Linked DNA regions of Homo sapiens: region 1 is linked to region 2. Evidence: chromatin loops called from intact Hi-C (ENCODE). Cell type or tissue: ascending aorta. All regions are shown on one strand.

Region 1 (2,500 bases), 120 kb after region 2:
TAAAGTATCCAGCCTCAGGTATTTCTTTATAGCAATGCAAGAACGGTGTAATACAAATAGACCGTTGTGTGTGTTGTGTGAAGTTGGTAAATTTGTGGTCATTTGTGACAACAGCATTAGGAATGGAATACACTGCCCGTTCCTGGTGAGGTGCCCCTCTTCCTTCATCCCTTCATGGCCCAACTTCTCTGAAAGTGCTGCTGGCTGAGTCCTCCCATGGGGGCACCTCACCTGTTACTCCCAGCGATCACCTTGGCCCTGCTCCTCATCAGTCTCCTTGCCAGGACAGCAGCAGCAGCCTGTTCTCTCCTCTCTCCAGTTTCAAATGGCCCTGGTTCCTTAAAGGGCCTTCTAGATCTTGTTTCTAATCCCTGGGACCGTTTGAGTTCCAAACATCACTTGTCAGAAGGATAGACCACAGATGCCTTGGAGTGGGAGGAGGAGGAGGGGCGCTCTTTCAAACTCTGGTTCCCCCTTCACCCACTTCCCCACATATGGACTTGTAAAACACCAGCCACCTCGCTTTCCATACCAAACAACAGTACACGCAAGAACAAACAAGCAGGGCCACGGCCTTTCTTACTGGAACCAGGTATGCTTTCTGGCTTGTTTGTTTTCTCAGAATTTAAAAATACATCGAGTGTGCTTTATTGAACTGCCCAAAAAGGGACACACCTGCAGCACCTCATAAACTTGTTTGATCAAACAAACAAAAGCCAAAACACTTTTCTGATGGAGTATTTCTCGGAACTTGTACTCTGCAGAAAACACTCTGTAAAGTTTGCTTGTAACCACGCTCCATTATCGTCTACAAGCCTCAGAAGTCTGAGGAATCTGAGCCCACCCTGACCTTTCTTTCCGATTCAATCTGCATACTTGCTTTTTGATCATGAAAATAAAAAAATTTTGCCCTGATACTTTTTTCCCCATATCTTCATTTATTTTTCTTGGGGCCTAGCAAGGTCTTTTGGCAAGAAAATCCAGATCTTTTCTCGCTCAGAAATATTTTCCTTATTGGATTTGGCTTGTTTCTTAACTTGCTCTGGTCAGTTGCACAAGAGCATCAATTATCTATATTTTGCTGGATTCTTCATATCTACCATGGCTTCCCTTATGATTATCATATTTTTAATTCCCTCCTTGGGCACAAATGCAAATCTTTAGAACAAGGAAACTGGGAGCTGAAAAGAGAGAGGTAAGAATTTCAGAGGAAGAAGGAAGCCTCTCTCAACAGACAGCAGCAGGGGCAATGGCAGGAGCCAGGGCAGTGCACGGGACACACCCCCAGCCGACCGCCTCCCAAGCCTGCTGGGGCTATGGAACCCAATTCCAGGCTGTCAGCAGAGACAAATTTAGCACCGATGATCTCATCTTGCAGAACAGCCCCAGGGCTCAGGGAAACATCACTGGAAAAGCTGGGAAGTGGACGTCACTGCTAGTCCCATAATGTAGGTGAAAGGCACAGGGCCCCTCTCTCAGCTCACTAAAAGGGAGCACCAAGACCACAAGGAGCAGGTACAGGTGATGGTGAGGGCGTGGCCAGCGGGGAACAGGCTGGGGGGTCTGGGGCATTACTAGCCTGCTCTCCTCAGAGTCCCCACAACCCCAAGCACAGTGAGCTGAAGTTCCAGGACAGGTCCACAGATACGGACACACTTCGTTTGAGATGAGTGACAAACAGTACTAAACATTATCATTGTGGAGTTACAGCTTCTCCTGTCAGGCCCACATCAGGATGTTACGTGGCAGAGTATTTACAAATGCAGCAGCAGGCAGAAGGTAGAGAGAGTGGGGGCACATTCCCTCTTATTTACTGAAAATAAGACCAAATCCCTGCAAAGGGGGGCAAGGATCCCTTGTCTCTTGCAGTGAGTCAGTGGCAGAAAAAGATGAGAACTTGTCACCAGGTGCAAACCCCAAATCTTGCCACTGGCTCAAGCTACCTCTGCATGGCTCTGAAGTTGGTTTTTCTGGCTTCCTTAGCCGGACACTTTTGCTGGTCAGTTTCCCTGCAGTTTCTTAGTGTGTCTGGTGGTCAGATTCTCCCTCCTGTTCCTGGAGCAAAGAGGCCTCAGCGGCTCCCCCAGTGTTTCCCAAAAGCAGTCCCAGGAGGGCAGTGGCGGCAGGTCCTTTGCTGGGATGGGGACCCCTGTCTCCTGCTTCTGTAGCTAATGGACAGCATCCCATGAACCTTTGTGAAGAAGGAAGGTATGAAAATAACTAAGAAAAGCAGACTTGACACCTCTCACAAAGAAATAAATACATTTCTAAATGTCAAATAAACATAGGTACTTACAGAAGGCAAGACCCTCCAAAAAGAGTGGTTCGTATCACACTGCTAATGGGGATGGATAGTGATGGCAAATAAATATTGTCACGTTAAAAAGGCCAGGTTTATATTCAAGCACACCAGGGCCACTCCTGTGTCAGTTTCAGTCATATTAGAGAAGATCAGCTCCCTGAGAACAAGGGCTAGGAAGCTAATAAATTCCATACTGGG
Region 2 (2,500 bases):
TGAATTGCAAAAGCCATTGACTTGTACTCTTTAAATAGGTGAATTATACCAAATGTGAATATATCTCATTAAAGCTGTTTTTTAAGAGTACTTTAAATTCAAAAACTCTGCTTTTTAAATGTTTGAGAATCCTTTGTCCTTATAAAGAATTGATTCAAAGTTCCATAAAGCGGATTCAGTTTCCAGATTGTGTTGATAAGACTTGCCCATGGCTGGCCACCCCGTCATCTCTAGCAGAGGGTGTGTGAGAATGGCCGTTGGCTCCAGCTTCCTGGGAGGGGAGACCCAAGGCCCAGGAAGAAAGCGATGAGTCCTTTCTCATCCAAAGGTGCATGCCCAAGATACCTGCTTTGAGGTACTTCCCATCCACCTTCTCCATTACAATGGAAGGCAACAAAGCCAACAGGAAGCACCTTGTCCATGTGCACCATGAGTCAAGTCACATGTAGGACCCAGCCAAGGACCTAGAGTCCCTGCCACATCCCAGAACCACACTTAGGTAGCAGGTACCAGGCCTCTGAGCTGGAAGCAATGTGGGGGAAGATGCGCCCACCTCCTGCTCACTCCTGCCTCTCTTGGTCATTCCACAGAGTTCCAGAGAAAGAGATAAAGGAGACAAAGAAAGAAAAGAAGAAAAGAGCATGCAGAGACCAGTTGGAAAATAAAAGGGGGCCAATTCCCTCTTATTAAGCCTGTTATTAGGCTGCGAATCAAATTAAACCACAGGGCTTTCCACTTACAGAGTGCTATTTTAAGGCTTATTAGACTATATTAGGATTGGCATACATTTCCACTGACATAATATCGGCCTTTAATTGGATTTAAGGGCGAGGAGGCTGCATTCAGCTGGAATAGGGTCCCTGCAAGGAGAAACTTGCTATTCTCCTCACAGCTTCCCCACTTCCCCTGCTGGCTGCCATCCCAGGGGCTGGGCAGACCCTGTAACCCTTTCAGATCCAAAACACAGCTTTTTTCCTCCTCCTCCTCCTCTGATAAGTGCCCAGAGGCCGAAGCAGGCCCCCCTCTCGCCTACGTGTGCCCATCCCTGACTGGCCAGCTTCCGGTACTCGGTGGCTGTAGGAGGTGCAGAGCTGTGCGTGCCTGCCGAGGCTGGGCAGCAGACTTCAGACTGTGAGTAGAGCCCCAGGGAGGGAGGCCAGCCTCCCCCTCCTGCTTCCAAGCTGCCGTGGGCGAGATTGGCAGTGGGAGGTGCAGGAGTTTTTCATGGGACAGTGATGAAAAGGGGGACTTGGGGTTGGAAGCAGAGTTTACCTTGACCTTTGAATCTCCTCCCATCCCCTGCCTGGTCAATCCTTGAAAGACCCTCAGGGGCACGTGGTAGAACCTGAATACAGGAGGGATATGGGAAAAAGTTCACACACTATGGGGAAGCGAACACTCTCCGGGCTGGTGGCAGTTTCCAGACACTTGTGACCAACTTCTCAAAGCTGCAGCATCCTCCTACGTAAAATAGGAACACGCTTTCCTTCCACTCGGGATTGCTTTGAGAATTAATTGAGATAATACAGCTAAAGTGGTGAGTAGGAGGCTTAATAACGTTTAGTGCCTTCTCCCCTTTGCTGTACAAATTTCAGATCTTTCTACCAAAAGGCATCATAAAAGTAACAGACCTCACCAGTCAAGTACGTTGCAAAATAATCTTGGGAGGGGAAATATCTTGGTACAGAGACAAGTATGTATGAAATATCACTTCCCAAAATATTGCTCAAACATGAAAAAAAAATCCCAAATTCCTTAACATTTTCCACTAATATATGTGAACGTCGCCTGCTCCCACTTGCCAAGATGTTTCTTGGCTATACTTTGATGTCTTCAATTTCCACGCTTGTTTTTAGCTCTTCTGCCAGAGCCATGTGCTTGTTTATTTTTACTACATTTTTATGACGTTTCTGCTATTGCAATAAGTTTTGCATTATTAGTTTTATCAAATAACAGAATGTCTGGTTGGCTGGCTGAGATTTATTGGCCCAGTTTTTATGGCTCCATCCCAGAACACTTTTTGTGATTACTTTCTAAGTTGTTCTTAGATCCATTCTTAAATATGTGCTTATTCCTTTATTAAATCACATCTGAGGACTAATTGTTATGGTATAAACTTAGCATCAGTGCAATGCCAATTGCTATAATCTTACCATTATTACTTAATCACAGGTTTGTGTACTCGGTTCTATGCAACATATATATATATATATGTTGGAAAAGTTGCTTGGAAAGCTGAAATTTACAAACTGCATTTCTTCCTATATTCACTAGGAAGTTTCTCCTCCTAATACATATTATCTCACCTTGAAATATCTGTTTGGCAAGTTCTGTTTATTTGGGATGTTGACTTTCCTGAAGCTCGAGGAAAACCTTATTACAAAACAAAACAAAAAAACACAAGCATGATTTATTTCATCCCTGCATTAGCTTCCTCTGCTGTTCTTATTTGACCCAATAAGTCTATGAATGACTTGGTTCTATGGTTGAGAGGCAGAGA

What was found. Hi-C counts contacts between places; a loop is a spot of excess contacts. Peaks named below come from ENCODE experiments on the same cell type or tissue, not always from the same donor. Only the 100,000 strongest peaks of a DNase experiment are listed, where the experiment ranks them.
Region 1: a loop joins it to region 2, with 1.8 times the contacts of the local background. A loop is called at or near these places in 1 of 110 quality-filtered maps.

Annotation. Positions count from the first base shown.
Region 1 is chr7:132,471,287-132,473,786 of GRCh38, forward strand. All of the region lies in intron 3 of PLXNA4 (plexin A4), which reads right to left. Among named protein-coding and RNA genes, the nearest start is that of PLXNA4, 100 kb to the right of the region's middle. In ascending aorta, no CTCF peak of the experiment used is centred here; a DNase peak (open chromatin) is centred at 1,375; H3K27ac peaks cover 1,952 bases.
Region 2 is chr7:132,351,251-132,353,750 of GRCh38, forward strand. The region is part of intron 3 of PLXNA4 (plexin A4); the gene reads right to left. PLXNA4-AS1 (PLXNA4 antisense RNA 1) reads left to right here and starts at 1,084. Exons shown (of 2, transcript NR_199030.1): 1 at 1,084-1,131. RefSeq lists enhancers at 573-1,108, 1,109-1,643. In ascending aorta, no CTCF peak of the experiment used is centred here; DNase peaks (open chromatin) are centred at 1,121 and 1,868; H3K4me3 peaks cover 1,293 bases; H3K27ac peaks cover 1,914 bases.